4 separate regions of the Homo sapiens genome follow, and regions 1, 2 and 4 are each linked to region 3. Evidence: chromatin loops called from intact Hi-C (ENCODE). Cell type or tissue: GM12878. All regions are shown on one strand. Region 1 has its middle 350 kb from the start of LINC02141. Region 2 has its middle 450 kb from the start of GOT2. Region 3 overlaps LOC107984867 (a long non-coding RNA gene). Region 4 has its middle 520 kb from the start of GOT2.

Evidence for each region. Hi-C counts contacts between places; a loop is a spot of excess contacts. Peaks named below come from ENCODE experiments on the same cell type or tissue, not always from the same donor. Only the 100,000 strongest peaks of a DNase experiment are listed, where the experiment ranks them.
Region 1: a loop joins it to region 3, with 4 times the contacts of the local background. A loop is called at or near these places in 6 of 110 quality-filtered maps.
Region 2: it touches region 3 in a loop (2.8-fold over the local background); 2 of 110 quality-filtered maps call a loop at or near these places.
Region 4: it touches region 3 in a loop (2.7-fold over the local background); 3 of 110 quality-filtered maps call a loop at or near these places.

Annotation. Positions count from the first base shown.
Region 1 is chr16:60,200,405-60,208,404 of GRCh38, forward strand. No RefSeq gene overlaps it. Among named protein-coding and RNA genes, the nearest start is that of LINC02141, 350 kb to the left of the region's middle. In GM12878, a CTCF peak has its summit at 3,353 (motif pointing left); no DNase peak of the experiment used is centred here.
Region 2 is chr16:59,180,101-59,188,100 of GRCh38, forward strand. No RefSeq gene overlaps it. Among named protein-coding and RNA genes, the nearest start is that of GOT2, 450 kb to the left of the region's middle. In GM12878, no CTCF peak of the experiment used is centred here; no DNase peak of the experiment used is centred here.
Region 3 is chr16:58,839,095-58,847,094 of GRCh38, forward strand. All of the region lies in intron 2 of LOC107984867 (a long non-coding RNA gene), which reads left to right. Among named protein-coding and RNA genes, the nearest start is that of GOT2, 110 kb to the left of the region's middle. In GM12878, no CTCF peak of the experiment used is centred here; a DNase peak (open chromatin) is centred at 4,877.
Region 4 is chr16:59,251,877-59,259,876 of GRCh38, forward strand. No RefSeq gene overlaps it. Among named protein-coding and RNA genes, the nearest start is that of GOT2, 520 kb to the left of the region's middle. In GM12878, no CTCF peak of the experiment used is centred here; no DNase peak of the experiment used is centred here.

The sequences.
Region 1 (8,000 bases), 1.4 Mb after region 3:
GCTTTCAGGTTTTCTCTATGTGGAGGCTGCCTTTCCCTGGGGCCATCTGCACGTATTATTATTTTAGAGAGTTTAGAGAGACAGTTAACAACCACCTGACCATCACCTGATGGTCACCTGATATTCCTGGATCCGGGGGGATGAGGGTGGAGACCTCTCCTGCCCTGTTTATGTCTGACTAGGTGAGGTGAAAGGAAAATACTTTGGGCCCCGAAAATTACTAAGCTAAAAGTAAGATCCAAGCTGGAAACTACTCAGGGCAAACCTGCCACCCATTCTGTTCAAAGTCATCCCTCTGCTTACTGAGAAATGGATACATGTTCTGTGTCAGGCCTCTGAGCCCAAGCTAAGCCATCATATCCTCTGTGACCTGCACATATACATCCAGATGGCCTGAAGTAACTGAAGAATCACAAAAGAAGTGAAAATGGCCTGTTCCTGTCTTAACTGATGACATTACATTGTGAAATTCCTTCTCCTGGCTCATCCTGCCTCTAAAGCTCCCCCACTGAGCACCTTGTGTCCCCTCGCCCCTGACCACCAGAGAACTACCCCCTTTGACTGTAATTTTCCATTACCTACCCAAATCCTATAAAACGGCCCCACCCCTATCTCCCTTCGCTGACTCTCTTTTCGGACTCAGCCCACCTGCACCCAGGTGAAGTAAACAGCCTTCTTGCTCACACAAAACCTGTTTGGTGGTCTCTTCACACGGACGTGAGTGAAATTCTGATTGCCTCCTTTGGAAAGACTTAGCAGAGACTCAAACAATGCAACTATTTTTCTCTCACCTACCTGTGACCTGGAAGCCCCTCCCTGCTTTGAGTTGTCTCCGCCTTTCTGTACTGAACCAACATACTTCTTACATGTATTGATTGATGTATCATGTGTCCCTAAAATGAATAAAACCTAGCTGTGCCCCAACTGCCTTGGGCACATGTCATCAGGACCTCCTGAGGCAGTGTCACAGGTGCACGTCCTTAACTCTGACAAATAAACCTCCTAAAATAATTGAGACTTGTCTCATCATTTGTCTCAATTGACACTTCCTACTGTAACAGTTTTGGTCACTGATTAAGACTGAGTTTGCAGATGTACATGCCTGTAAATGTAACTCTTAGCTGCCTTGATAAGAAGGATGGTGTAAAAAGATTGCCAGACGGTCCTGAGCAAAGGAGTCAGTAATTGTGTGTGTGGCAGCGGGTCGGGGTGGGGAATCTGATGTGCTGATTCTACAGCATGGTTATGAATCTTAAAAAACCAGGTTTCGTCTTGCCGGGCATGGTGGCTCATGCCCGTAATCCCAGCACTTTGGGAGGCTGAGGCGGGTGGATCACCTGAGGTAGGAAGTTCGCGACCAGCCTGACCAATATGGAGAAACCCTATCTCTACTAAAAATACAAAATTAGCCGGGCATGGTGGTGCATGCCTGTAATCCCAGCTACTCGGGAGGCTGAAGAAGGAGAATCGCTTGATCCCGGCAGGCAGAGATGGCGGTGAGCCAAGATCGCGCCACTGCACTCCAGCCTGGGCAACAATGGTGAAACTCCGTCTCAAAAAAAAAAAAAAAAAAAAGACAAAGAAAAAGCAGGTTTCATAACTATATCACTGTAACTTCCACAACTAGATGGGAAGCCAAAATCTGCATATTTACTTTCCTTTTTCTTTTTTTTCCCCAAGGGAATCTATCTTAATATCTAGGATAGTTAATTTTCTTCCTTTACAAAATAACACACAAATAACCTGCTCCATTTCAAATCTGGAATACTGTGAGAGTTTTTAAAAATCATTTTTAGTTTTTACTATCAAGCTTTTGATGTTAAAATATGTATGATTATAAAGCCTCAAGTAAGAATTAACTTTAAAGCCATAAGTAATTAATTCATTCAAGTTACCAGCCTTGAGTAGCACCCAAAATTGTAGCATTTCTTTCCTAATAAACCATATTTACAGTAAACTCTGAGTTCCTTTGGCAGAAACAAATGTGTGGCTGGAGATAATCTGTTCTAGCTAGTAATGATTAAAAATCTAAATACATAACTGTCTTTTAAACAGTCTTTATCCAAACTGCAGTTTGTGCCTCAAATTCAGAGATCCATGGTATAATATCATAATCTATTCCCCTAGATCAATATCTTGTAAATCACGAACCTGATTCTGAGTATAATATATTCAATTGAGTAGTGAGCATGGCATGGCATACCTATGAAACCTGGGGATAATGATTAGTTATCAGAAACTACACACTAATCTATTATATCTGACCAGAAGTTTGACTGAATGTATATTAAAATTGTCAGTGGCGTGTGAACCAGAGCAACTCCATCTTAAATAGGAGCTGGGTAAAATGAGGCTGAAGCCTACTGGGCTGCATTCCCAGACAGTTAAGGCATTCTAAGTCACAGGATGAGATAGGAGGTCAGCACAAAATACAGGTCACAAAGACCTTGCTGATAAAACAGCTTGCAGCAAAGGAGCCAGCCAAAACCCACTCAAACCAAAATGGCAATGACAGTGACCTCTGGTCGTCCTCACTGCTACACTCCCATCAGCGCCATGGCAATTTCCAAATGCCATGGCAACCTTAGGAAGTTACCCTATGTGGTCTAAAAAAGGGAGGCATGAATAATCCACCCCTTGTTTAGCATATAATCAAGAAATAACCATAAAAATGGGCAACCAGCAGCCCTCGGGGCTGCTCTGTCTATGGAATAGCCATTCTTTTATTCCTTTACTTTCTTAATAAACTTGCTTTCCCTTCGCACTGCGGGCTTCCATGAATTCTTTCTTGCATGAGACTCAAGAACCCTCTCTTGGAGTCTGGATCGGGACCCCTTTCCTATAACAATATGACTTCAGCAGAGTTTGGCTCAAAGTTGTTTTGAGATTTATGAAATGAATGCTATAAGGACAATAATGAGTTTAAATAAATCAATACTAAACTCGTGTCATTTACTTTATTAATACTGGTCCTCCAGAAACATAAACTCTGCCATTTTAGGTATTCATGTTTGTGTTCTTCGTTGAATTTGCTTGTTGTCATTTGTTTGTTCTAATGGATACTATTTACTATAGGGAGGAGGAAAAAAACAAATTACCTCCCTATGCGAAGCTGTCAGAATGGTGAGAAATTCATTCTAGCTTGTTGAGTTTTGAACAGAAATTAAACTACTGTTTTTCACCTTTGAAGTTAGTGCACTAAAGGAGGGTTGTGATGTTAGTAATGATTGTATGTGAGCTTTCTAGCTGTCCGTTTTGGGGATTATTATAAATTTTCACAGTGGATTGATTATAAGAAAGTTGGGGATTTGAGGGGTTTGTTTTTTGTTTTTGGCAGTAGTACACCAGAGAGCCACCTGCTGGCTTCCATGAAGAAACACATCTTTGATATCTGTGATTGGAAGAAAAAAGAAAAGGGAGGGAAAAAATAAAAAACAAAAAACAGTAACACCAATAAGCAAATCGTTTGAAGAGAATTGACTATTTGGAGGAAGGATATGTGACTCCAACATCTACATTTATTGCTGACATTTGTATTTTACATGGTTTTTCATATCCCTGTTAAAGGAATTGTTTTTAAAAAGTGATTTAGAGGGCCTTTTTTCTCTCGGAAGTCCCCTCTCTCTCACTAGAGAGAGAGCTGTTTTCCTTTCTCCTTTCTCTTTCTTTTGCCTATTAAACCTCTGCTCCTAAAAACATAAAAAATAAATAAAAATAAGTAATTTAGATTCATTAAATGTAGCAACAAACACCATCATGGTGTTGAAAAGTGTTTTCATTTTCATTATCTTATGGAAGTGAGTGTTATTCATATTTTATAGTTGGGGAAGGGCAGCTAGAAACTGAGGCCAACTGCTTTTCAGTTGAACAAGGACCTATGCCATGCATACAGCAGAGCCAGGACTTCTGATTCAACAGCAGCTGTCCTTTTCATCTTATTCAGAAATCTCATGCATCATTCTTCTTTGTATTACAATTTCTAAACTGCCTTTCACCATGTATTCACACTGCATGGTTACTAACATCATCGTTGTGAGTCATTATGATGATAAATTAAGATTGCCTTGTTAAATCCAGAAGCATGAACTGAAAGGGGGGATTGGTTTAGATATTATTTGAAGAGTAAGGGTGCCCTTTTATTCTATTTTAAATGCTAAATACCACTAGATTTAATTTCTAGTTGGAATAGCCTTACTAATTTTTAACCAAGTAAGATTTTTGTTATTATTCAAATGTAGGCGATTTGGTTTAATCCCATTCTTAGTCCCATGGGAGTTGAGGTTTTGTTGTCTTCTGTTGTCATTAGGCCAGTCAAAATACTAAATATTTCACTTGCATAATCTTTTTTTTTTTCTTTTTTTGAGATGGGAGTTTTGCTCTTGTCAGCCAGGCTGGAGTGCAATAGCCCAGTCTCGGCTCACTGCAACCTCTGCCTCCTGGTTCAAGCAATTCTCCTGCCTCAGCCTCTCAGCCTCCTGAGTAGCTGGAATTACAGGTGTGCACCACCACGCTTGGCTAATTTTTTTGTATTATTAGTAGAGACTGAGTTTCACCATGTTGGCCAGGCTGGTCTTGAACTCTTGACCTCAGGTGATCTGCCCGCCTCGGCCTCCCAAAGTGCTGGGATTGCAGGCATGAGCCACAGCGCACAGCTCACTTGCATAATCTTTTTACCTGCTATCAATTATTGGTAACTTTACATTTAATTGCCTAGTCAGCCTGCTCTCTTTTCTACTACTTGCATTGTTTTCTATTTCAAATGAAAACTACAGGAACTCTGCAGTCTAGGAATTTAAACTTGTAAATACAAGAAACAGTGATATGGCTTGCTTGGTCTTCCCAGCTCTCATTCACTAGTTGGATGTCATTGGAAAAGTTACTTAACCACCCTGAAGCATACCCTCTTCATCAGCAAGCATTAGGTTAATGATATCCACCATGAAATTAACAGAGAAGGTATTTAGGAATTTTCCATTCCATATAGGCTTTAAAGTGATTTTGTATATAAAAATGTTTTGTTTAAAAATATTTTATTTCACTCAACATTCATTAAGTACCTATTTTCCCATTCTATATTTTGAAACAATGCCCTTTTATTTATTTCAGCATTTGTAGGAAATATGATCAAGTCACGGATTTGAGAACTGGAGTACTGTAAAGATTGGGCTGTTCCAATTTATGTGACAGTCCATAATTTGATGAGTTCCCTAACCAATGTGATTCTGTTGTTTTGTCATGTTCAGGGACGGAAACTTAGTTATACTGGGAATCTGAATCATGACTTCTGAAGAACTACTATTTATAGAATACCTATTATATATGAGAAACTGTCATATTTAATGTCACTCTCATAATTGGAATATTCTTTTCCCTTTAAATAATTTTTCATTATATTTAGAATAAAACCCAAATTCCTATCTCTGGCTCCTTAGGCCGTTAATGATTGTGCCGCCATTCAGCTCTCCAAACTCCAAACGTATTGCTTTTTCCTGGTGCCATTGGCCTTTTCTCCTTTTCTCTCCTTGGTGAAGTCCCCACTAACTCAGGACCTTATTCACGTTTTCCTCTGTTTTGTATGCCTCCTCCAGCTCTTTGTTTGCTTAACTGTGTTCCCCCAAGTTACTTCCCCAGGAAGATTCTGCCATTCTAAGTATTCCAATCTTGCCCTTTACCCTTTGATATAATCTTTTATTGCATCTCTTACTTCACAAAAGTTATCATAATTTGAAATTGGGCATCTGGCTGTTTATATCAGCACTCCTTGGCTTCTTCCCAAATTCCAAAAGGCAGAGATGTTGACTGTTTCTTTATGAACAGGCAGCCCATCCAAGCACACTTTGTTAATAAACATATAGCCCTTCCTAGCAGTGTGCTTGGTCCGTAAAAGTCAATCAATGTATATGTGCACATTATGAGAATTAACTTTTTAAGGGCAGATTTACTATTCTCATTTTACAGAGGGGGAAACTTGAAGGTATCAAGTAGCAAATGTTAGACACCTAGTCATTAGCCAATCCCTTTTTGAACCAGTCTACCCCACTACAAGCCTTTCTATCAGTCTCTCACACCCTAAATGTACTCACAGATTTTCAGAAAGACATTTCTTTGGAGAAGGATTCCATCATTAATCCCCGGATTACATGCAGCAAACAGGAAAGGTGAGAGACTGATTTTGGAGAACAAATCTACACCTTAGAGGAAGGCCTCTGCTGTCTGACAGTTCCCAGAATATCAGGCCCACACTGGAGTCTGGTGCTGAGAAACCCTAAAGAGGACAGAGAAACTTGCTTCACTCCTCTGGGGAAAGAAGGGCTGATGATCATTAACACTTAAAAGCTGAGGCTGGTCCTGACGTTGCTAGCTCCACAGCAGGGAACCTTTAATATAAAGCACTGCCTTCATTAGCAATGCAGAGAATAAGCTCTGCAGATCTTTCTCAAGATTGAAAAGGGAAAATACTCTTTGGAAAAAATACTTTTTGGAAATCTTTTTTTTTTTTCTTTAGTGGCATAGTTCAACAGTCCCCTGGGCACTCATCAGTCTAATCACACTTCATGGGTCCTCATGCATGAAGAAATGCGTCCCAAAATTGGTGCTACAGTTGCCTAGGAATCTGATAAAATAAAAACATAAATACATAGATTCTAACTTCATAAAGCAGATCTATTAAAGCTTAATCCCTGTAGTAGGCCTGGTAACCTGCATTTCCCCAAATATTCTTAAAGTGATTCTCAAACTTTAAACCAATACCTAGACACTAGTCTGCTCCTTCATCCTTCTGTAGAGATTGTAGCTTAGTCAAAAGCCATTTTCTATGTCTGCACTGAATAGCTATCAATCTGTCTCACAGTTTCACAGAAGATTAAAATGAGCCCCAATTACTGCACACATTAAATAATAAAGGAATTGATTCTTCTGCCCTGCCACTACTAATATGTCCTATTCACATGAGGAAGAGTTTCTGCATCCAAATAGACTGACTATGTTTTCTCTAGCACCTATGTGAGCATTTAACACTTGATTTTAAATGTGTGCAAATGGATATTTTGAAGGCTTTCCCTTATTCTTATCAGATAATTGTAATAGGTCACCAGACCATCATGTGAACTTTTTCTTCTTTAAGTTCCCAAAAGTATCCAGTTGGCTAATCTAAATGTTCATTCATTCATCCATTCATATCATCAGCTTGCCTAAGTGCCTAGTAACAAGCACCCCAAATATCTCAAGGGCTGAATTTGTGTCTTCTACATTGCTGAATCCCTAGGAATTAAAATTATCCAAGAAACGAACTCTCATACAAAAGAAGACAAAAATATGTCAACAATTGGTTAAGTTCTATGACAGAAGTATATATAAAAGACAATGGTGAGACCACCTAAGCACATAGGAGATTCTCAATAAACAATGGCTGAATGAATAAGCATAGGAAAATAGAAGGTAGAGTAATTTCTTAGCCAGTAGAATGGAATTAAGTTAAAACCAAACCAGACAGTGAGAACACCTTGTACAAAGACCAATAAGTATTGCAGAGGATTCCTAGTCAGGTTTCTAAATAATGTCTGGGCATGGTTGGAAAGCAGAAGATACGACTTTTGCAGACATTCACTTTCCCCCTTTTCCACCATATTTGGATTTCTATTGCTTCTCTGTTCTTCCACCTGATTCAGGACTCAGATGATCAAATGTCTGTTCTGTGATGAGGGGCGTGCTCCACGCTGGACAATTGGCCCTACCATCTTCTCTAGACGGAAATGACCAGTTACATTTATAACTGGCATCCACAAAGACTTGTCAAGTGTTTTAAGACTGTTTATGGGCTTATTAAAGACAAATTCTAGTAGTGGAAACTACACTGCTTCTGGTTTGCATCTGGCGATGACACTTAACATGCTGTTTTCCTAAAGAAAATACTGAAACTCTATAAGCCTCAGTTGCTTCATTTGTAAGATGTGCATAATAAGACTTCACAGAGTGGTTAGCAATGGAGTGAATGGCATGCA
Region 2 (8,000 bases), 340 kb after region 3:
TACAGAGTACTCACACATGGCTTATTAAATGAACACATAGTGAAGTGGTTAAAGATTTGATCTTCAGAGTCTAATGTCTTTGTCTTCAGTACTTGGCTCTACCACTTGTCAGTTTTGTGAACTTGGGCAAGTTATTTCACTTTTTTGAGTTTCAAGGCTTTCATCTCTAAAGTAAAGAAATGAATCAATGTATCCTGTAGGGGCTCCACAAGCATTCAATAAGATTATGTATGACAAGTGCTGGTTTGTAGTAAATGCTTAGTAAATATTTGCTAAACCACACAGAGTACTGCAACTCACCTTGAAATTCCCTGGACTATGTGTTTACTTTATTGGGCCATTAGAGCTACTTCAGTGGCATAATTCATGAAGCCTGAGTCTGATGTGTTTGGTCAGCAGCAGAATTTAGTGTCTTGTCTTTAGTTAAATATTCATGTATAATTTTCTGGAATAATAGAATTTTAACATAGTTATTACAAAATAACTGTTAATAACCATGTTATTACAAAAATAAAATGAAAAAATATATTTAACAATTATGTATTGAGCCCCTATTATGTGTTAGACAATATTTAGTTACTGAAGATATCACCAGTAGAGCTTTTAAAAACAGAACTTGCTAGACTCTGCTCCCAGAATTTCTGATTTCATGGGTCTGGAGTGAGGGCCTAGAATTTGCATTTTTTAAAAATTATTTTTTTGTGGCAAAAATATTATTTATTTATTTATTTCCAATTTTTTATTTTAGGTTCAAGGGGTACATGTGTGGGTTTGTTACATGGGTAAATTGTGTGTCTCAGGGGTTTGGTGTACAGATTGTTTCATCACCCAGGTAATAAGCATAGTACCCAGTAGGTAGTATTTTGGTCCTCACCCTCCTCGCCTACCCTCCACCCTTGGGTAGGCCCCAGTGTCTATTGTTCCCTTCTTAGTGTTCATGTGTACTCAATGTTTAGCTCCTACTTATAAGTGAGAATATGTGGTATTTGGTTTTCTGTTCCTGTGTTAATTTGCTTAGGATAATGGCCTCAGTAGCAACCATGTTGTGGCAAAGGACATGATTTCATCTTTCTATGGTGCCATAGTCTTTCATGGTGTATATGTGCCACATTTTCTTCATCTAGTCTACCATTGATGGGCATCTAGGTAGATTCCACGTCTTTGCTATTGTTAATAAAGCTGCATGCATGTGTCTTTTGGTGCATGGTCTCTGTACATAATTCCGTATTTCTCAGAAGTTTTGTCCATTCCTTTTTGATCTTTTTTCTTTGATTTTGCCTGACTGAGCTGATTCTAAGAATTGATCTTTGAGCTCTGAGATTCTTTCCTCAGCTTGATCTAGTCTACTGTTAATACTTCTGATTGCATTACAAAATTTTTGTAATGAGTTTTTCAGTTTTACCAGATCAGTTTGGTTCTTTCTTAAGATAGCTATTTTGTCTTTGAGCTCCTATATCATTTTATTGAAATCCTTAGATTCCTTGGATTGAGTTTCAACTTTCTCCTAAATCTTGATGATCTTTGTTGCCATCCATATGCTGAATTCAGTGTCTGACATTTTAGCTGTTTCAGTCTGGCTAAGAACCATTGCTGGGGAGCTAGTGTGATTGTTTGGAGGTAAGAAAAATGCTGGCTTTTTGAGGTGTCAGAATTCTTGCACTGTTTTTTTTTTTGTTTTCTTTTGTTTTATTTTTATCTCTGTGGGCTGATGTTCCTTTTATCTTTGAAGTTGCTGTCTTTTGGCTTTTATGTTTTTTAATGCCCTTATGATTTTGACTGCAGTATAAGTTGGGTTTAGTCAACTAACTTCACTTCTGGATGGGGGTCAAGCGTTGCCTTAGCACTCCTGGGCTGTGTGCTCTAACCTTGAGGGGCTGGAACCAGGCCCATGGCTTTGTTCTCTGGCTCCTAGAGGTTAAGTACCTGCTGTGCTGAAGTGTTCCCAGTCTGCCAGCAACAACACTCTGATGACAGGTGCTGGCAGAGGCTCTTCGTTGGGGTGGTGGCAGTGGGATGTGCACTTGCATGTGCACGCTGGTGGTGGTGGGGCACTAGTGCAGTGGTTGTCCATGTGCACGCACATGCTGGTGGCAACGGGGTGGCTGAATGATGGCGTGATGTGGTCCGTATGCTCATGTATGCTGGTGGGGCTGGGCAGTGGTTGCACGGTCTGCGTGCATGCCTGTGCCAGTGGCAGTAGGGTGGTGAGGTCCACACATGTGCACTGTTGGTGGTGGGGTGGCTAGGTTTATGCATGCATGTGCAGCAGCAGTGTGGTAGGGGAGGCTACAGGCAAGTATGCACTGGCAAAATGGAGCAGGGAGGCTGCATGCAGGTGCATGTCGGCAGGGGCTCTTCTGCAGAAGCTCTCTGATGGTTAGACAGTATCTACTGGTGAAGGAGCTATGGCATTGACTACTGGGAAGTGCCCTGGTTGAGCATCTGAGGCTGTGTTGTGAGTGGGTGAGGCCAGGCAGAGACCCTGGGAAAGGCCATCAGACAGTAGGGTGCTCAGATCAAACTGGCCCCATCCCTCTAGCAGGATAGCTCTGTTATGTCCAGGTTCAACAGTCAACAAAGACCAAAGACACTTGGCTTATGCCTGTAATCCCAGCACTTTGGGAGGCCGAGGCGAGAGGATCACCTGAGGTCACAAGTTCAAGACCAGCCTGACAAACATGGTGAACTCCCATCTGTACTAAAAAATACAAAAAATTGGCGGGGCATGGTGGTGGGCACCTGTAATCCCAGTTACTTGGGAGGCTGAGGCAGGAGAATTGCTTGAACCTGGGAGGTGGAGGTTGTGATGAGCCAAGATTGCACCATTGCACTCCAGCCTGGGCAACAAGAGTGAAACTCCGTCTCAAAAAAGAAAAGAAAAGAAAAGTGTGGTGAACTTTGGGGGATGGGTGTCCCAGGCCATGCTCCATTGCAGGTATTCCTGAGCCAAACCCTCTGGGCTCTGCACAGGGTAAAGTCCTGTCACTGCCAACTCTCCAAGCATTTCTTGCTGCCAGCTCAAATGTCTGTAGGGGTCATGGGGTCTCCTTCAGCTAGGATTCTGGAGGTCTATGGTGAGAGTGAGCCACTCTACATCTATTTAACTCAGTACTTTCTTAGGAGCTGCTTGGGGCCAGGAATGAGTGCTGGTGCTCAGCCATGCAGGTTTCCCAGCTTCCTCCCACTTCAGCCCAGGGTCTGCGTGCTCTCTTTGTCCACTCTCGGTGCCTTCCTTCTGAAGATCTGCTCGGAGTGTGCTGGTCTTCTTGATGGTCTGGTCTCTTGGTGGCATAAGCCCTTCTTAGCTGCATCTAGTCGGCCATCTTGGCTCTTCTTGTTTAGAATTTGCATCTTACAAGTTCCCAGGAGAAGCTAATTGCCCCAAGGTTACTCCTTTGATAACCACTAGTCTAGGTGACCTATAATTTTCCTCCTATTCTCTCAGTGCAAATGCTTTTGTGCACAAGAGCTCTCATTCATTGCACTGGAACTGTATTAGGTATTACAGCCGCAATAGTGAAAAATGCAGACAAAAATTCCTGCCCTCTTCACTTTGACATCTCGGTACTTACAATGGATAACATACAAAAAGGACTTATTATGTGTCAGGAAACTTCCAAAGCATTTTATAAATATTACTCCACTTAAGCTTTTAAAAGACCCTGTGATGGAGATACTATTATTATCGCCATTTTACAAATAGGGAACTTTAAACTCAAAAAGGCTAAGCAATGTGTCCATACTCTTATTGTGACATGTGACAGAGCTGAGAATTTAACTCAAACGGATTTGTTCCAGAGCCCTGCTCTTAGGCTAACATTCTACATGAATGACTATTAGGTAGTGATAGTTTTAGTCTGTTCAGGCTGCCATAAACTGTGTGGCTTAAAAACAATAGAAATTTATTGCTCACAAGTCTACAGGCTGAAAAGTCAAGGTCAAGGGGCTAGCAGATATGGTGTTGGAAGAGGGCCTGCTTCCTGTTCATGTCTTTTCACTGTGTCCTCACATGGTGGAAGGGTGAGGGAGCTCTTCAGGGTCTCTTTCATAAGGCCACTAATGCTGCTTGTGAGGGTTCCACTCTCATGACCTGATCACCTTCCAGAGGCCCCATTTCCTAATACCATCATGTCGGAGCTTAAGATTTCAATATATGCATTTTGGGAAACACAAACATTCAATCTATAGTATTCCACTCTTGTACCCCCCAAATTCATGGTCTTATCACATAAAAATACATTCATTACATCCCAACAGCCTCCAAAGTCTTAACTTGTTCCAGCAACAACTCTAAAGTCTAAAATCCAAATGCTCACCTAAATATCATCTAAATCAAGTATGGATGAGACTCAAGGTATGATTTATTCTGAGGCAAATTGCCCTCCAGCTGTGAACCCATGAAGCCAATAAAGTTATGTGCTTCCAAAGTACAATAATGAGATGGGCATAAGCTAGACAATTTCATCCCAAAAGGGAGAAATAGAAAAGAAGGAGTAACAGATCACATGGAGTTTGTCTTGTAGTCCAAATTACAATCATGTGGAAATTGTCTTGTAGTTTGGACATGTGATCTTAAGGCTCAAGAATAATTCTCCTTTTCTTAGCTTTTACTGTGAGGGCAAGAAAAAAAAAAGAATAATTCTCTTTGGCTTAATGCTTTGACCTGAAGGCCCACTGGGTTAGTGATGTCACCTCCCATGGCTCCATGGGAAGGTCCTACAGTGCCTCTGTCTGGGCCCTGCTCTGGTTGTGGCTGTCTCCTGGGCCCCTACTCCTGTAGTTTCTTAGGAAGAGGTCACTATTCTATGGCTTCAGGTGGCTGTGTCTTTTGAAACCTAGGTGGAGGCATCTATGCCCTCTGGCCTGTGCACTGTGTGCACCAGCACTATGCAGACACTGCCAAAGATTGAATTTGCTGCTTGTGCCCTCGGAGGGGCTGCCACTGTAGCTTGCACCACACTGTGGCCTGCTGAAGCTGCCCCTGGGACAACTGAGGAGCACAGCACCAGAGTATGGGCAGTGGTGCTCCTGATGTTAGGCAGTGCTGAGCCAGCATATGCCAGGGTCCTACAGGTGATGGCAGCCCCTCCTTTGAAACTACTGTGGCCCTTGAGCCCTCACACTCTGGGTCTATGATGGGAGTGGCAGCTCTGGTGGTCTCTGAATTGTCTTCAGAGTTATTTTCCTATTGTCTTGGAGAATTGTTTCTGGCTTTTATTGAGATGGCTAATCCAAATGAATCTCATTATCAACACTTGGCCACATCCTTATCATTCTCATTTTTTGCAATATGGATAGACTGGAATATTTTTCATTCTTTTAGTTCTGATTCATTTTTGCATAATAATTTAGTCTAAGTGATTTCTCTTTTCTCACTTTTTGCTATATATATATTCATGAGGAACCAAGCCATACCTTCAACACTTTGCTGAGAAATAGCTTCAGCTAAATACCTTCTACAAAATACTAGGACATAAAGACAAGGTCTTTGCTACTTTATAAAAAGGATCACCTTTTCTCCAGTTTCCAATAGTGTGTTCCTAGTTTCTGTGCAAGATTTAATTACCATGGGCTTTACTGTCTATTTCCTTTTTTTTTTTTTTTTTTTTTTGAGACGGAGTCTCACTCTGTCCCCCAGGCTGGAGTGCAGTGGCGCTATCTCGGCTCACTGCAAGCTCCACCTCCCGGATTCACACCATTCTCCTGCCTCAGCCTCCCGAGTAACTGGGACTACAGGCGCCTGCCACCTCGCCCGGCTAATTTTTTGTATTTTTAGTAGAGATGGGGTTTCACCGTGTTAGCCGGGATGGTCTCGATCTCCTGACCTTGTGATCCGCCTGTCTTGGCCTCCCATAGTGCTGGGATTACAGGCGTGAGCCACCGCCCCTGGCCTTTACTGTCTATTTCTATCAACATTCTGTTCATGATTACTTAGATATTCTTTTAAGAAGATTGAGGTTTTCTTCATAGGTCTCCTCTTTTCTTCCTAAGCTGTCATTGGAATATCCTTTAATGGTCTGTTCAAGGCAATGCAAGGCAATGTAGGCTTTTTCTAGCTTGCACCTCCAAATTCTTCCAGCCTCTACCCATTACCCAGTTCCATAGTCACTTCCACATTTTAGGTATTTGTTACAGCAGCACCCCCACTTCTCAGCACCAATTTCTCTCTTAATCAGTTCAGGCTGCTGTAACAAAATGTCATACAATGGCTGGCTTTTAAATAGCAGAATTTTATTTCTCATTGTTTTGGACACCATAAGTCCAAGGTGAGGGTGACGACATATTGAGTTCTGGTGAGGCTTCTCTTCTGGATTGCAGACTTCTGACTTTTTGCCATTGTTCTCACATAGTGGAAAAGTGAGGTAGCTCTCTGGAATTTATTTTAGAAGGGCACTAATCCCATTCATAAGAGCGCCACTCTCATAAGTTAGTCACCCACGAAGGACCCACTTCCTAATACCATCACACTGGAGTTAGAATTTCAACATATAAATTTGGGGAGTGTGAGACACAAACATTCAGTCTATAGCAGTGAAAATACAGCTGAAAGGCAAATGGCAGACAGCAGAACAAATTTTTGCTTAATTGATGGTGGTCATCATAAATTTGATACCAAAGAGTAAGTTAGAATAAAGAATTGAAAGAAAAAAAAAACAACCTTATAATCAACACAGCTAGGGAGTACTTGGGTTTTTTAAAAAGTTGAAAGCTGTAAACATCTAGGTCCTTTCTTCAATGCCCCTGAAATACAGTTAAAATTACAATAATGTTATTTTTTAAGTGTAGAAAAGCTCTCCAGAAAGTACTAAGTGGTATGGGAGAGTGGAGGGGGGCATTAAGGTAACTGCTCCAGGCATCAATTTGCATTTGAGAAAGAGTCTTCCATAAGTAATTATCTTTTTAAGACTTCATTTCTGCTAGGTTTACATCATCTGTCTTGTGATGGGAAAAAGCCTCCAAGGTACAAAGATTGGATTTAGCCTGTCCTGCCATTTAGCTTGCCTTGGAGTCTCCATCTTTTAGCTAGCATTTCTATCCAAAGCCTATTAGTTATCAATATGAATCATATATAAATACACAGAAAAATGCCTGGGGCAGCGTATATGCCTGATATAAGTCTATCTTTTTTTTTCCCCCTTTGGAGATGGAGTCTTGCTCTGTTGGCCAGGCTGGAGTGCAGTGGCATGATCTTGGCTCACTGCAACCTCTGTCTCCTGGGTTCAAATGATTCTCCTGCCTCAGCCTCCTGAGTAGCTGAGACTACAGGTGCACACCATCACACCTGGCTAATTTTTTGTATTTTAGTAGAGGCAGGGTTTCACCATGTTGTCCAAGCTGGTCTCGAACTCCTGAGCTCAGGCAATCTGCTCACCTCAGTGTCCCAAAGTGTTAGGATTACAGGCATGAGCCACCACTTCCGGCAAGTCTATCTTTTATTTTAAATTTTAGGTAAAAACACCTATTACTGAAAAATAAGAAATGTGAATTTTATGATAGTTTCACCTTCAACCCCTTAATGAAATTATATTCTTTCTACATTTCTTGATGATCTAAGTCATCCCTCCATTTTTAACGTCATGCTCAAGGCCTGCTTAATCATGGAAAACAACTCTGACAAATTCAGGCCCACATACAGTTTTCTCTCTGAACACTTTTAGTATGATTGGCTAGGTTCCTTAACAATCAAATAGGCAAGTCTAAGGGAGGGAAAATAGTTTGAAAGCGTGGATGAATGTGAATATAAAGTAGACTTCTCAGGCTTAGTTCTTATCAAGGAATCAAGACAAATGTGTGCAAGGTTTTTAAAAAGACTACTTGGTTTGGTTACACATGTGTGGCTTGGAGGCAGGTTGGAGGCCACAAAGACAGCACGTATAAAGATGGCCTCAGGAATTAAGCAGAGACGATGATAGGAATTCAAGCTGTAATTCAACTCAAAGACAGGAAAAGAACCAAAGGCTTCAGAAAATCAAGTGATGTAGGGAATGTGAAGGCAAGTT
Region 3 (8,000 bases):
GAAAATTTTCTCCCATGTTGTAGGTTGCCTGTTCACTCTGATGGTAGTTTCTTTTGCTGTGCAGAAGCTCTTTAGTTTAATTAGATCCCATTTGTCAATTTTGGCTTTTGTCATGCTGCTATAAAGACACATGCACACGTATGTTTATTGCGGCACTATTCACAATAGCAAAGACTTGGAACCAACCCAAACGTCCAACAATGATAGACTGGATTAAGAAAATGTGGCACATATACACCATGGAATACTATGCAGCCATAAAAAATGATGAGTTCATGTCCTTTGTAGGGACATGGATGAAATTGGAAACCATCATTCTCAGTAAACTATCGCAAGAACAAAAAACCAAACACCGCATATTCTCACTCATAGGTGGGAATTGAACAATGAGATCACATGGACACAGGAAGGGGAATATCACACTCTGGGGACTGTGGTGGGGTCGGGGGAGGGGGGAGGGATAGCATTGGGAGATATACCTAATGCTAGATGACACGTTAGTGGGTGCAGCGCACCAGCATGGCACATGTATACATATGTAACTAACCTGCACAATGTGCACATGTACCCTAAAACTTAGAGTATAATAAAAAAAAAAAAATTAAAAAAAAAAAAAAAAAGTAATTTGGAATTTCCAATCTGAGAAAGCAGCAGTGCAGACTTTTAGCTTTTTCTCCTTTTTTTCCCCCCAGCATATTCAGCAGGAAGGGCCACAGGTCTGGAGGTGGCTTTGGGACTCCTTCCTTTGCTCTAAGTTTTCAGGAGTATCAGGAATTGCTGCTAACTGTTGTTGAGAAATCATTTTAAGGATCATACAAAATCCTGGTAATAATTGAAAGGAATTCAAAGCTATTTATACTGGGGCCTTATCCCAGGTTCTGCCCAAGTTGCTCTAGGTGGAAGATGAATGTGGATCCCTTTATTCCTTTTACTTTTAGCCAAATGAGTTAGAATCAAAACCTTTTCTTATATGTTAGGTGGCATTCAAGGAGGTGTACTCTTTCCCATCCTGAACATGGGGTCAAAATAATGTAGAATTTGTGATATTGGTGTGGGGCCAGTTAGAAAAATTATGTTATTAGACAAAAACTATCCTACCTCATGTCGTAATTCTGTTTATGTTAAAAATAAAGAGGCTGGGCACAGTGGCTTAGGCCTGTAATCCCAGCACTTTTGGAGGCTGATGTGGGTGGATCACTTGAGGCCAGGAGTTTGAGACAAGCCTGGCCAACATAGCAAAACCTCATCACTACTAAAAACACAAACAATTAGCTGAGCATGGTGGTGCATGCTTGTAATCCCAGCTACTCAGGAGGCTGAGGCATGAGAATCGCTTGAATCCGGGAGGCAGAGCTTGTAGTGAGCCGAGATTGCACCACTGCACTCCAGCCTGGGCGACAGAGGGAGACTCTGTCTCAAAACAAACAGAAACAAACAAAGCAAACAAACTACCCTTCCTATTCTGTGTGTGTTGGTATGCTTGCATGCAAGCTCACTGTGTGTTATGTGACCTGTCATGGAGATGCCTAAAGAAGTTGTGTTTAAGGGATAATGAATTTCATCTCATAATTTTTTTTTATTATACTTTAAGTTTTGGGGTACATGTGTACAACGTGCAGGTTTGTTACATATGTATACATGTGCCATGTTGGTGTGCTGCACCCACTAACTTGTCATTTAATATTAGGTATATCTCCTAATGCTGTCCCTCCACCCTACCCCCACCCCACAACAGTCCCCAGAGTGTGATGTTCCCCTTCCTGTGTCTATGTGTTCTCATTGTTCAATTCCCACCTGTGAATGAGAACATGCGGTCTTTGGTTTTTTGTCCTTGTGATAGTTTGCTCAGAATGATGGTTTCCAGCTTCATCCATGTCCCTCCAAAGGACATGAACTCAAATCATTTTTTACGGCTGCATAGTATTCCATGGTGTATATGTGCCACATTTTCTTAATCCAGTCTATCATTGTTGGACATTTTGGTTGGTTCCAAGTCTTTGCTATTGTGAATAGTGCCACAATAAACATATTTGTGCATGTGTCTTTATAGCAGCATGATTTATAATCCTTTGGGTATATACCTAGTAATGGGATGGCTGGGTCAAATGGTATTTCTAGTTCTAGATCCCTGAGGAATCGCCACATTGACTTCCACAATGGTTGAACTAGTTTCCAGTCCCACCAACAGTGTAAAAGTGTTCCTATTTCTCCACATCCTCTCCAGCACCTGTTGTTTCCTGACTTTTTAATGATTGCCATTCTAACTGGTGTGAGATGGTATGTCATTGTGGTTTTGATTTGCATTTCTCTGATGGCCAGTGATGATGAGCATTTTTTCATGTGTCTTTTGGCTGCATAAATGTCTTCTTTTCAGAAACGTCTGTTCATATTTTTCGCCCACTTTTTGATGGGGTTGTTTGTTTTTTTCTTGTAAATTTGTTTGAGTTCATTGTAGATGCTGGATATTAGCCCTTTGTCAGATGAGTAGATTGCAAAAATTTTCTCCCATTCTGTAGGTTTCCTGTTCACTCTGATGGTAGTTTCTTTTGCTGTGCAGAAGCTCTTTAGTTTAATTAGATCCCACTTGTCAATTTTGGCTTTTGTTGCCATTGCTTTTGGTGTTTTAAGACATGAAGTCCTTGCCCATGCCTATGTCCTGAATGGTAATGGCTAGGTTTTCTTCTAGGGTTTTTATGGTTTTAGGTCTAACATTTAAGTCTTTAATCCATCTTGAATTAATTTTTGTATAAGGTGTAAGGAAGGGATCCAGTTTCAGCTTTCTACATATGGCTAGCCAGTTTTCCCAGCACCATTTATTAAATAGGGAATCCTTTCCCCATTGCTTGTTTTTGTCAGGTTTGTCAAAGATCAGATGGTTGCAGATGTGTGATATTATTTCTGAGGGTTCTGTTCTGTTCCATTGGTCTATATCTCTGTTTTGGTACCAATTAAAACATTTTTTGACCATTTAAAACATTTTTAATTTTTAATTTTTTAGAGATGGGGTCTTGCTATATTGCCCAGGCTGGTCCCGAATTCCTGGGCTCAAGTCATCCTCCCGCCTCAACCTCCCAAAGTGCTGGGATTATAGGCATGAGCTGCAGAGCCCGGCCAGTCTTAACCACTTTTAAGTGTATAGTTCAGTAGTGTTACATATATTCACATTGTTGTGCAACTGGTCTCCAGAACCTTCATCTTACAAAACTGCAACTGTATACCCATTAAACAACTTTCCACTTTCCACTCCTGGAAACCACCACTCTAGTTTCTGTTTCTATGAGTTTGACAACTCTAGGCATCTCATATTAGTGGAACCATACAATAAAGCTTTGTTTTAACTTTTCACCCTGAGCCTGGCTTAGACCAAGACTATGGCTAAAATAATTTTACTGCATATAGCTTAGAGCTGAATGAGCCATCCTGTAAGTTATAGCAGAAGACACAAGAGGTCAAGACTGTAGGTGAAAACTAAATGTGATGATCAGGTGGCCCATAGTAACCATGCCTTAGATGTGCTATTAACATCTTCTTGAATCTTTGACCTACGTTTGCAATAGGAAAAGGAGGTCTAGGATAAGCAGAAACTTCAGCTAGAAAGCTTGATGGCCTCACCCAACATCCATGCCCCTACCCCAAATGGAAGAGTTGGGCAGAAGCACTGGTCCCAGAGTGTGCAGAGTTAAGTACTTATTGAGTGCCTAGGGTACACTGGGTTCTTTTTCATATAAGCCATCTGCTTTTAATCCTCATGTTAATATTATAAAGTTGGTTATAATTGTACCTGTTTTATAGACAGGAAACTGGAACTAAGACAGTGACAGTCTTCTTCAGAATGCCAAAGTTAATCAATGACAGAGATGGTATTTGACCTTGATTTCATTCTACCCTTCTTTACTTTCTGTTATGCAGTGGTAGTGGGGGTAATATATTCATGATCCTTGTATCAGGGATGATCAAACTGAGTTAAGTTAGGCTAAGCAATTTTTAAAAAATTACACATTTAGCAGGTGATAGAAATAGGAGTTGAAATCAGGACATTATTAAAAATAAGCTGCAAGCCCTTCCAAGATTTGGGACTATCTTTACACAAAGGTTTGTGGAATTCTAGAAGTTAAAAAAGACATTAGTATGTGAGAAGTCTGCATGTGCAGGAATGATACTGGTGTGGTGACATACAGCAGTGCCTTCTTCAGAGGAAATGAAGGTCATGGGGATCATTTCATGGAAGCCCTTGAATAATCCACCTAAGAATGGGTTCTTAATTTGGTAGGTAATCAGAGGGTTTTGAAGAATCTTGATTGAAGGTGATCAGAGCTTGTGCTTTTAGAAAAATCAATGCATACATTAGAAGGTGAAGCAACTGAATGTAAGCATTCTCTCTGAACATTAAAATTGGAATGACTTTATTGCTTCTCTGTATTCCCTTGACCTTTTCCCAATATCATCTGGGAAACCTTGTGTTATTTAACATTTAATACAAGACTGTTTTTCCCAAAGGCATTTGAGTAGTAAGGCTGAGATCTCAAACTTTTGTATATATACAAAAGAAGACATTTTAATACTAAGTCGGTAAGTCAGAACAGAGAGTTTCAGTGATGAAGACTGAAATGTGAAATTCTACATGTTGTTTCTTAGTTGACTTTTAAATGGATGAAATGATAACTATGTTGCAATGAAGCTTATACAACACACACACACATACACACACACACACACACACACACACACACTTAGGATTCAGAATCATGGGCTATTTTCTTTTACTTTCTTAATATTCTTCTCAGTAACACTAGAGGTCACTCAGACCCTGTCTTTAATTCAGTTTTGCCACGATTCATCTTTATTTAAGCTACATCTGAATTCCTGTTGTGGACTTGTATTTCTCTTTATGAATTATACAGCTCGCCTCTCTTAACCTGCTAATGTTAGTTTGTAACATTCCCTATTACACTGATAGTTTAATTGACTAATTAACTTGTGCTAGTTTGCCAGATACTGGCACAAATGAGATTTTTCTTCATCTCTTCAATGGTGGATGTCAGCAACAGAGAGGCAGGTTGATTGGATGCAGAATGATTCTAATTTCAGAAAAATCAATGCGATAACCTTTGTGTTCAGACTGCATTTCTTCAAACATTTTATGTTCAGTTATATAAAATCAGCTTTAATTTTTGTTTTCAGTCTATTTTTAACTTTTTTGGTTAGTCGTCTGTAGACATACACTCAAAACATTAGTTTATTCTGTGTACTAATTATGTCATCTATATAGTTAACAATCTTTTATTAAATACATACTATATTCAAGAAACTGAGCCAGGCACTGAGAACACAGGGGTGAGTGACGGTAAAAATGACCCAATAGACTTTTGTTCACATTCCCCTAAACTCTAAAATGTTGCAAAGTTGAGAATTGACTTACTTGAGTTCTTGAAGTATAAATTTAGTAAACTCTAGGGAAAAGAGGTGACCATCTTCTTCCATTTCTTATAATTTTCTTTCTCTCTCCTTACTCCTTCCAGCAGGTACACTGGTGGGCACCTGTTCTTGGGTCTTCACATAGCTCGCACCTAAAAGACATCTGTAACTGATTTTTCCAGCCACCTGAACCTGTTGTGACTGCTAGGGTATTGGCCATCAAAGGACTCCCTCAAGCAGAACGTTTTCATACCATTTTCACAAAGTCCTTGATTGATAGAGTTTTATTATGAACATAAGGCTGTTTTCTCAATTGACCAAAAAAAGAGGCAATCTTTGCTTTTCCTTTAGTTTCCTTCGTGAAAATTCCTTGGGAATGTGAAAATCACAACATGGTCGAGAGCAGCAATTCTCAAATTTTAGTGTAATTCAGAATCAGGTGGAGGGCTTTTAAAGGCCCACATTTCTGGGCTGTATCCTCAGAGTTTCTCGCTCAGTAGTTCTGGAACGAAGTCTGAGAATGTGTATTTCTAATAATCTCCTGGGTAGTGCTGAAACTGTTAGTCCTGGGACCCTTGTTTATGAACCACTGGTCTGGAGGATAGAGCACCACACTTGGAGTTGGGAGACAGCTTCTAGGTTTAGTTTTGCCACAAACTAGGTAAAAATGAACAAGTGATCTATCCTTATGTGACATTAATATTTTATTCAAGTTTGCTTATAACTCCATTATGGTCATTTCAAAAAATTGCAACCTAACATTTATGAGAATTGTGTTTTTTTTTCTCATTTCTCCTCCTTATTTTACCCATTTCTTCTGGCTCTAATCTAATTTACTTGGAGTTCCCTGAAGATGCTATACTTTTCCTTGCTATTGTTTATGCTGTGCCCTAGAACCCTCTCTTCCCTTTGATTAACTTATGAACTCCTATTCATCCTTCATGTACCACTTTAACAGTCATAACTGAGAAGCTTTACTTAACTTGTCTCTACCTCCAACTCCTCTTTTTTTTTTTTTTTTTTTTTTTATTGATCATTCTTGGGTGTTTCTCGCAGAGGGGGATTTGGCAGGGTCATAGGACAATAGTGGAGGGAAGGTCAGCAGATAAACAAGTGAACAAAGGTCTCTGGTTTTCCTAGGCAGAGTGTTTGTGTCCCTGGGTACTTGAGATTAGGGAGTGGTGATGACTCTTAACGAGCATGCTGCTTTCAAGCATCTGTTTAACAAAGCACATCTTGCACCGCCCTTAATCCATTTAACCCTGAGTGGACACAGCACATGTTTCAGAGAGCACAGGGTTGGAGGTAAGGTCACAGATCAACAGGATCCCAAGGCAGAAGAATTTTTCTTAGTACAGAACAAAATGAAAAGTCTCCCACGTCTACTTCTTTCTACACAGACACAGCAACCATCCGATTTCTCAATCTTTTCCCCACCTTTCCCCCTTTTCTATTCCACAAAACCGCCACTGTCATCATGGCCCGTTTTCAATGAGCTGTTGGGTACACCTCCCAGACGGGGTGGTGGCCGGGCAGAGGGGCTCCTCACTTCCCAGTAGGGGCGGCCAGGCAGAGGCGCCCCTCACCTCCCGGACGGGGCGGCTGGCCGGGCGGGGGGCTGACCCCCCCACCTCCCTCCCGGACGGGGCAGCTGGCCGGGTGGGGGGCTGACCCCCCCACCTCCCTCCCGGACGGGCGGCTGGCCGGGCGGGAGGCTGACCCCCCACCTCCTTCCCGGACGGGGTGGCTGCCGGGCGGAGACGCTCCTCACTTCCCAGATGGGGTGGCAGCCGGGCGGAGGGGCTCCTCACTTCTCAGACGGGGCGGCTGCCGGGCGGAGGGTCTCCTCACTTCTCAGACGGGGCGGCCGGGCAGAGACTCTCCTCACCTCCCAGACGGGGTTGCGGCCGGGCCGAGGCGCTCCTCACATCCCAGATGGGGCGGCGGGGCTGAGGCGCTCCCCACATCTCAGACGATGGGCAGCCGGGCAGAGACGCTCCTCACTTCCTAGATGGGATGGCGACCAGGAAGAGGCGCTCCTCACTTCCTAGGTGGGATGGTGGCCGGGCAGAGAGGCTCCTCACTTTCCAGACTGGGCAGCCAGGCAGAGACGCTCCTCACTTCCCAGACGGGGTGGCGGCCGGGCAGAGGCTGCAATTTCGGGGCTTTGGGGGGCCAAGGCAGGCGGCTGGGAGGTGGAGGTTGTAGCGAGCCGAGATCACGCCACTGCACTCCAGCCTGGGCACCATTGAGCACTGAGTTAATGAGACTCTGTCTGCAATCCCGGCACCTTGGGAGGCCGAGGCTGGCGGATCACTCGCGGTTAGGAGCTGGAGACCAGCCCGGCCAACACAGCGAAACCCCGTCTCCACCAAAAAAAATACGAAAATCAGTCAGGTGTGGCGGCGCACGCCTGCAATCGCAGGCACTCGGCAGGCTGAGGCAGGAGAATCAGGCAGGGAGGTTGCAGTGAGCCGAGATGGCAGCAGCACAGTCCAGCTTCGGCTCCGCATGAGAGGGAGACCGTGGAGGGAGAGGCAGAGGGAGAGGAGGGAGAGGGGGAGGGGGAGAGGGAGAGGAGGGAG
Region 4 (8,000 bases), 410 kb after region 3:
CACTTTGGCCGCCTGATTAAATAGGTGAGGAACTAAAGTTTGATCAGACATTAAGAGATTATGTCCCTTTTTAAGGCCTTATCAAAGATTTAGTATGTTTTTCTAAATGAACTAGGAAGCCACCCTTTGAAGCATCTACTCAGAGATGGAGTGTTACCTATCAAGCAGTAGAAGGAAGTGGCAATGCAAAGATTTAAAAAAATGTAAAGTCCACTTTGGGAGGTTGAGATGGGAGGATCACTTGAGCCCATGAGTTTGAGACCAGCCTGGGCAACACAGGGATACCTTGTCTCTCTACATAAAATTTAGAAATTATCTAGGCATGGTGGCATGTGCCCATGTTCCCTGCTACTTGGGAGGCTGAGGTTGGAGGATCACTTGAACCCAGGAGGTCAAGGCTGCAGTGAACCACGATCACATCACTGCACTGTAGCCTGGGTGACAGAGCAAGACCCTGTCTTAAAAAACAAAAAAACAAAAAGACAAAACAAACAAAGGTCCAAGGGAAGTAAAAATGTAGCAATAGCAGAAAGATTGTGGATAGTTATGAAGTATAGACAGCCTCAGCCTCCCAAAGTGCTGCGATTACAGACATGAGCCACTGTGCCTGGCCTGAGAAAGAACTTTAAAAAGACACAAGAGGGAGCAGGGAGACTGGTCAATTGGCTGCTCTACTGATTGGGGTAAGAGGTGATTAGGATTCAAATAGCATAGGGGCAAAGATGCGGAGACCCATAGTAAGGCTTCTCTTATTTGATAGTACATAAAATCCTCAGTTTAAGTCAGTGAGTTGCCAGTCCTTGAAAAATGGGGTTCCAGTCCTCCCAACGGTGCCTGTATTCCACTTTCCAAGCCCAGCCTGCTGCTGACTTAATATTTCCAAGTTTCTGTGTAAACGCTTGCTCCTCTAAGTGTGGTCTGCAGACCAGCAACATTGACATGATGTTTAACTTGTGAGCTGATCAACAGCAGACCAACTTATCAGAAATGCATACTCTTAGGTCCCATTCCAGACCTACTGAATCAGAATCTGAAGTGTAACACAATCCTCAGGTGAACCATATGCACATTAAAGCTTGAGAAGCCCTGGAAAAGCCACTCAAATTAACTCAGGTGTCTTTACATATTATTGTTTGCAGCTTGTTGGCAATCAACAAATAAAAAAAACTCATCTCAGAAATACATAACTCTTTAGAAGAATCAGATCAATTGCAAAACAGTTAAAGTGTTAAAAGCCCTCAAAATGTTGATTATGAAATATGGGTAATGTAAGTAGCAGAACAAACTGCATGGCTCTGTAATTATCAGTTTTACTGAGAAAAGAGCAGCTTTTTTTTTATGTCTCATTTTTATTTTCGAGTTGTCCAGTTGATTTTCTGGTGTATACACTATCAACAATCAGCTGCAAGAACATTCCCCTGAAGAGTGCTTTCTTTCAGGCCAGGAGTGGTGGCTCACACCTCTAATTCCAGCATTTTGGGAGGCTAAGGCAGGCAGATCACATGAGGTCAGAAGTTCGAGACCAGCCTGGCCAACATGGTGAAACACCATCTCTACTAAAAATACAAAAATTAGCCAGGCAGTGTGGTGGGCACCTGTAGTCCCAGCTACTCTGGAGGCCAAGGCAGGACAGTCATTTGAACGCAAGAGGCAGAGGTTGCAGTAAGCCAAGACCATGCCACTGCACTCCAGCCTGGGTGACAGAGTAAGACTCCATCTCAAAAAAAAAAAAAAAAGTGCTTTCTTTCATCACCATGATTCCTTAAGATCCAAATTAGCATGGTAACCCTAGAGCTGGTGGTCACATATTGTGATTTCCAAATGAAGAGCTGTCACACATAAATTTCTTGCCTGCCTAAAAGCTTTATTATTGGGCATAAGTATCTTGTTTGTCAATACCTGGATAATGTGTTCGCTGCTGTTTAGTTCTTTAATTGTGAGTAATTTCCCATTGTGGAATAACTAATTGGACCAATGCTTAAATTAATCAAAGGGTGCCATTTTTGATCAAAAGTTGCTGGCAATAGTAAACAAGACCATGCAGCATTAATACAAGGTTAAAAAGCTTTATTTTTAAATAGGGAAAATTAGAGTGCCTAGAAAAAACTCATTTACATATGGCCAATTGATTTACCAAAAGGGTCCTACTGTGATAAATGGTCCTGAATTAGTTAGATACATAGATCAGTTAGATCTTAGATATCAATCAATGAGATCAATTAGACAGAGATTAAATACATAGAATAAGAAGGAAACTAGTCCCTGAGTCCAAGAAAAAAGTTTAGGGAATCTGGAAGAAAGGGCACTTATAATAATGTTTTGTTTACATTAAAAAAGAAGTACTTTAATACTTTAGTGCTAAAGTTCTAAAGAAGCACTACTAAATTGCTAAACTGAACAGCATGTTGGAGTTTAGTCCTAAACTTGCCATTCTTCCTGTTTTCACTTTGTATTTTTCACTTACTGTTCTCAAATTGCTAAATCAATCTATGTAGATATACCTCTGTTTTGTTTCAGCTCAGATTTTAAGTTTTGTTGTCCAGTTATTCACTCTGGATCTTCCACATTGTGCTTACAAATAGCTCCTGAAGCACATCTTTTCCTTCTTGTTTTAATGTTGCTACACATCACCCTATCTAGCCTATATGGGACACCCAGCATTCTGACTAATCTTTCACATATGCGACCTTAATGTTAAGTCTCTTAGGACTGAGAGATACTCTGCACTGAAAGTTCAGCTGGAGCTTCAGAGTGTGAGAGTAGATGATTGTAGTGGAAATCTGTTGTAATTTTGTAGGAAATCTCCTTGTGGAATGAAACTTTCTGACTCTTTAAGTATGTACGTGGTAGATTGTATTATTATCCTAAATGTATTCTTTTTTCTAGGAACAAGAATTCTCACCCCTATCCATTGCCATGATGGTTTCTTTCAGTGGGAGAAGTGTTATTTAATATTTCCCTACTGCATTCTTAGGCTTTTCCCTATGACTTGCTTTGGTCAATATAATGTAAGCAGAAGTAGCATATATCAGTACGAGGCCGAAGCTTCAAGTCATTTACAAGCAAAAAAAACTCTTGCTCTTTATTCTCTACCTTGAATGTGGCATGTCCCAAATAGAGTGGTTCCTTCGGCCTAGACCCCAGAATGGAGAAGATACATGGCCAGAAACAGAGCCATAGTCTATCCACAGCTGATATCACAAATTTCACAAATGAGAAACATTTGTTGTTGTGAGCTTTGATTTTAAGGTCTTTGTTATTGCCGGATAATCAAGCAAAATCTGACTAATACAGGGCACTTTGAGTGAGGCTCATCCCAACACCAGTATGGGAGTCAACATACAACTCAATCTAGGTTAGCCAAGCATTGCAAATCTGTGGACACAACTACTTGCTTGGGAAATGGAAAATGGAACTTAAATCAAGTTGGCGGGATTTAATATTGGAACTTCTGTTGGTGTTATTTAAAATAGCCACTTGTTTTTATTCAAGAGTTACTGAAAAAATATTTTGTAAATGTAGAAATTACAGAGAACACCAAGAAGGGCAGCCTGTCTGAATGAGACGTTTACACAATAGAATTTAGAATTAATAGGTGAGTAAGCATGTCAAATTCCTGATGACATGATTATTCAAAAGTCCATCTGAAGCCTCTCCCAGAGCTTTTCACAGCAATTAAGTTCCTGACCAATAACATAAGAAATGTGTGTGTAATAAAATTTGGTTATATGAGGTACAGATTGTCAAATCGTAACTACTAGATGTGTGTGGATAATGTAATTTTTCCTAAAAGAAACTAATTAGGACAAAGAGTTTGTGTAGATAATACCAAATTCTGATTATCATAATAATCAGATTATTGAAGTTTATTTTTCCTTGATATTTAAAAATAATATAATGCAGAAGTTGTATAATAAGAGACAGGAAAAATACATACATGTTTTTCTTTGGATTAGCCTTATGTTGAAACTTACTCAGCTGCATAAAGATAAGTAATTTAAAGGTGGAATATGGCTGTGTCCAAAGTTGATCAAGGGAATCAATCCACATTTATACAAACAAACTGAAAATAAGGTATTACCGATATTGAGGATTTCTTTTTACTAGTATATATTCAGTTGTAAGAGTAACATGAATTATATAGTAAACTCTTTTTCGAAAATTTCAAAACCATTTAAAAAATATTTCAAAACAAATACCACACATTTTATTGATGAATGGCCTTAAGCTAATTCTATGAATAATTAGGCAAAAGTATTTTTCTTTCAGTATTATATAGGTAATTTAGTTAAAGTATAGTATATGAAGGAAGATGAAAAAAGTTAAAAATTTAAGTAACTTTCTATGTTGCCTTAATCTCCTCTTCTGATTCAATTAATTCTGGCCTAAATACTCTAGTTTTATTTTTTAAGCATGCACATTCCTGCAACCACAAATAGTTTGGTCTCAATTAATGTAATAGTCATGACCCACTTTGACTGGGATATCAAGATATCAGGGGGAAGGACAGTTTCTAAACTTTAATAATCTAGATAATTGCTTCAGCTCTCTTACTTTGCTGATGAATCTAGCCATAATTAACCAATTAAATCACATCAGTATTTCACTTTTTCCCTAACCATAGAATTTAGAGAGATGAAAGAGGGAGAAAGACTAGAGAATCTATCTAAACATGAATGTCATTCCATTATAGAACCTTATTAAATGCATTCAAATGTTTTAATTTCTAGCACTCTGTTGTTCATAATGAACTCTGCAGGGATTGAAAATGAATTTTTTATTCTGAGATTTTCGTCCCTTTTGAATTGCAGAGAGCATTCCTCTTGAATTTCCAGTAGATAAAATAAAACGTATTTTAATATCACATCAAGCCAGTCCCCTGGGGAGACAACTGTCAAAAATTCATAGTATCTTTAAATCACTTTAATTACATTTTGCTGAATGTAAAATAATATGTAAGAGACTGTTTGTTTAACTTTGTTGATGCCATAGTGTTTTTCCTACAGTTAAGTTATATGCTGTCCAAGTAAGATTGAGTCGTTTAATTAGGCTGAGGTTCATGGTGAATGGAGATATACAGTAAGAGATGGATTTCAAAAGGAAGATTCAGACCAGAATATAAAGCTCTTTGAAGGCCTGTGAAAAGTTTAAAATTCAGGGACAAATATCACATCTAAAAATAAAATAACTAAAATTCATGTAATTCTTACTAGTGCCAGATACATATTATGCACTTTAAATATCTTACCTCAGTTAATGTTCACAGTAGTTCTTTTAGGTAGTAACTGTTCTTATAATTGTCATCTTACAGCTATAGAAACTGAGGTTTAGAGAGTGTAAGGTCACACAACAAGTAATAAATTTAATTCATAGAGTCAGATATCAGTTCTTACTATACTTTCTATACTTTGTAAATGATAAAACTTGAATTTGTACTAAGACATTCTATAGTCCATGCTTCCTGGAGAAAGGGAATTAGAATAGCTTGTCTATTTGCATTCTAAAATTAGTGATGGCAGTCACACAGTTGGGTAAGGGGGAAAAAAGAATAATTACTTGAGTGTCAGGATTCTGAAGAACCAGTTGACTGAGTCTCACCTGAGACCAATTCTGGGATGGATTTGTGTCTAGGGAGATGTGAAGGCCTATAAAGGAGGAAGAACTACCATAACTAAACCTAATGGAACCCCACCCATCACCATGTCATCCAGGAATGGAAGCAACACCGCCAGTAAGTGTCCCATTGATGTAGGCCTCACCTCCTTTGCCTTTCAGAATTCCACATTGTCACCATATGAAAGGACATTTGCCACTTCTACTCTTCTAAACCCAATTTATCAATCTGCCAGTCCATTCCCAATGTCATCCCAGAAACTCATAGAACACTCCTCAGAACACTTGTCAAATGCTTTTCCTGCATCTATCGAGATGATCATTTGATTTATGTCTGTTATTTTATTAATATGGTATATTACATATTGAGATTTGAACGTCAAATCAACCTTATATTTCTGGATAAGCCCAACATGGCATAGTGTATAATCATTTTTATATGTCCCTGAATTCAGTTTGTGATTGTTAAGTATTTTTGTGGTTACGTTCATAAGAAATATGGATTTTCTTTTGATGTCATTGTTTGGCTTTAGAGAAAGCTAATATTATTTTCAAAGAATGAATTGGAAAAGTCCCCTTCCTCTCTATTTTCTGAAAGAATTTTTAAAGGATTGATATTTTCTTCCTTGAATAGTTCATAGAATTCACCAGTGAAATCTTCTGTGTAGGAAGATTTTAAATGACTAATTCATTTATATGTTATTGTCCAACTCGAATTGTCCAATTTCTTCTTTAGATAGTTTTGTAATCTCAGTTTTTTAAGAAATCTGTTCATACCATCTAAGTTGTCTAAGTTGTTGTCATAAAGTTGTTGATAATAGTTCCTCATAAATTTATAATTTATGTAGGGTCAGCAATGATATTCTTTCTTTCACTCCGAATTTGGCAATGTGAGCCTTCCCTCCTATTTGTTTGGTCAATTTAAGTAAGAGCATGTCAGTTCATCTTTTAAAAAGCAATTTTTGTTTTCATTTTTGTCTATTGTTTTTCAGTATTTCATTAGTTTTCACTGATATTTATTCTTCCTTTCTTTCCTTCCTTCCTTCCTTCCTTCTCTTTCTTTCTTTCTTTCTTTCTTTCTTTCTTTCTTTCTTTCTTTCTTTCTTTCTTTCTTTCTTTCTTTCTCTTTCTTTCTTTTCTTTCTTTCTTTCATCTTTCTTTCTTTGTCTCGCTCTGTCACCCAGGCTGGAGCGCAGTGGCGCGATCTCAGCTCACTTGCAAGCTCTGCCTCCCGGGTTCACGCCATTCTCCTGCCTCAGCCTCCCGAGTAGCTGGAACTACAGGCGCCCGCCACCTCGCCCGGCTAATTTTTTGTATTTTTAGTAGAGACGGGGTTTCACCGTGTTAGCCAGGATGGTCTCGATCTCCTGACCTCGTGATCTGCCCACCTCGGCCTCCCAAAGTACTGGGATTACAGGTGTGAGCCACTGCGCCTGGCCGATATTTATTATTTCTTTTATCTGCTTGCGTTGGGTTTAGTTGGCTTCTGTTCTTATTTCTTTTTTCTTAATTTTTTGAGATGGAGTCTCGCTCTATTGCTCAGGCTGGAATGCAGTGGCACGATGTTGGCTCACTGCAACCTCTGCCTCCCAGGTTCAAGTGATTCTCCGCCTTCATCCTTCCGAGTAGCTGGGATTACAGGCGTCCGCCACCATGCCCAGCTAATTTTTTTGTGTTTTTAGTAGAGACGAGGTTTCACCATGTTGGTCAGGGTGGTTTCCAACTCCTGACCTCAAGTGATCCGCCTGCCTCGGCCTCCCAAAGTGCTAAGATTACAGGCGTGAGTCACGGCGCCCAGTCACTTCTATTTTTTAAACTTCTCTTCCTAGGGTTAGCCTCTATGTCTGCAAAGTGACTAGTCAAAACATTGGTCGGAGGTTGTGTTCAAATACTTTCAACCAGCAAGGCTTCCACTTTCTGAGGATGGATTTCCAGACTCAGGAATACATTAAAAACTTCAGGCCATGTTAAAGTCTGGTCAGACTTTTACTTTCTGCTGAGATTTTCTGCATCTCTTTGCATGTGCACACAGTGTCTGCTAACCAGCAACGTACATGTGGATTAAACCCTCTCCCGTCTCTGCTGCACATGTGCACATCCTTGCATCAATCTGGGTTGTGTGACGAGTTTATCAAGCTTATCTCAGCTTATTTCCCTAAGTCCATTTATTACTCCAAACAGGACCACAATCTCAGGCTAGCGGGAGCACTATCTCCCTATTTGCTTGCCTCTAAGATTTTCTCTTTAAACTGAAGTTTTTAAACTCCAAATCAAGTGAACACCCTCTAGTAGCAGAAGCAAAGCTGTGGTTTTTGTGGTTCTGCCTTGCCTAGTTGAACTAGTGCTGTCACAGAGCTGGAGAGTGTGTGTTGGAGGGCGGGGCTTGT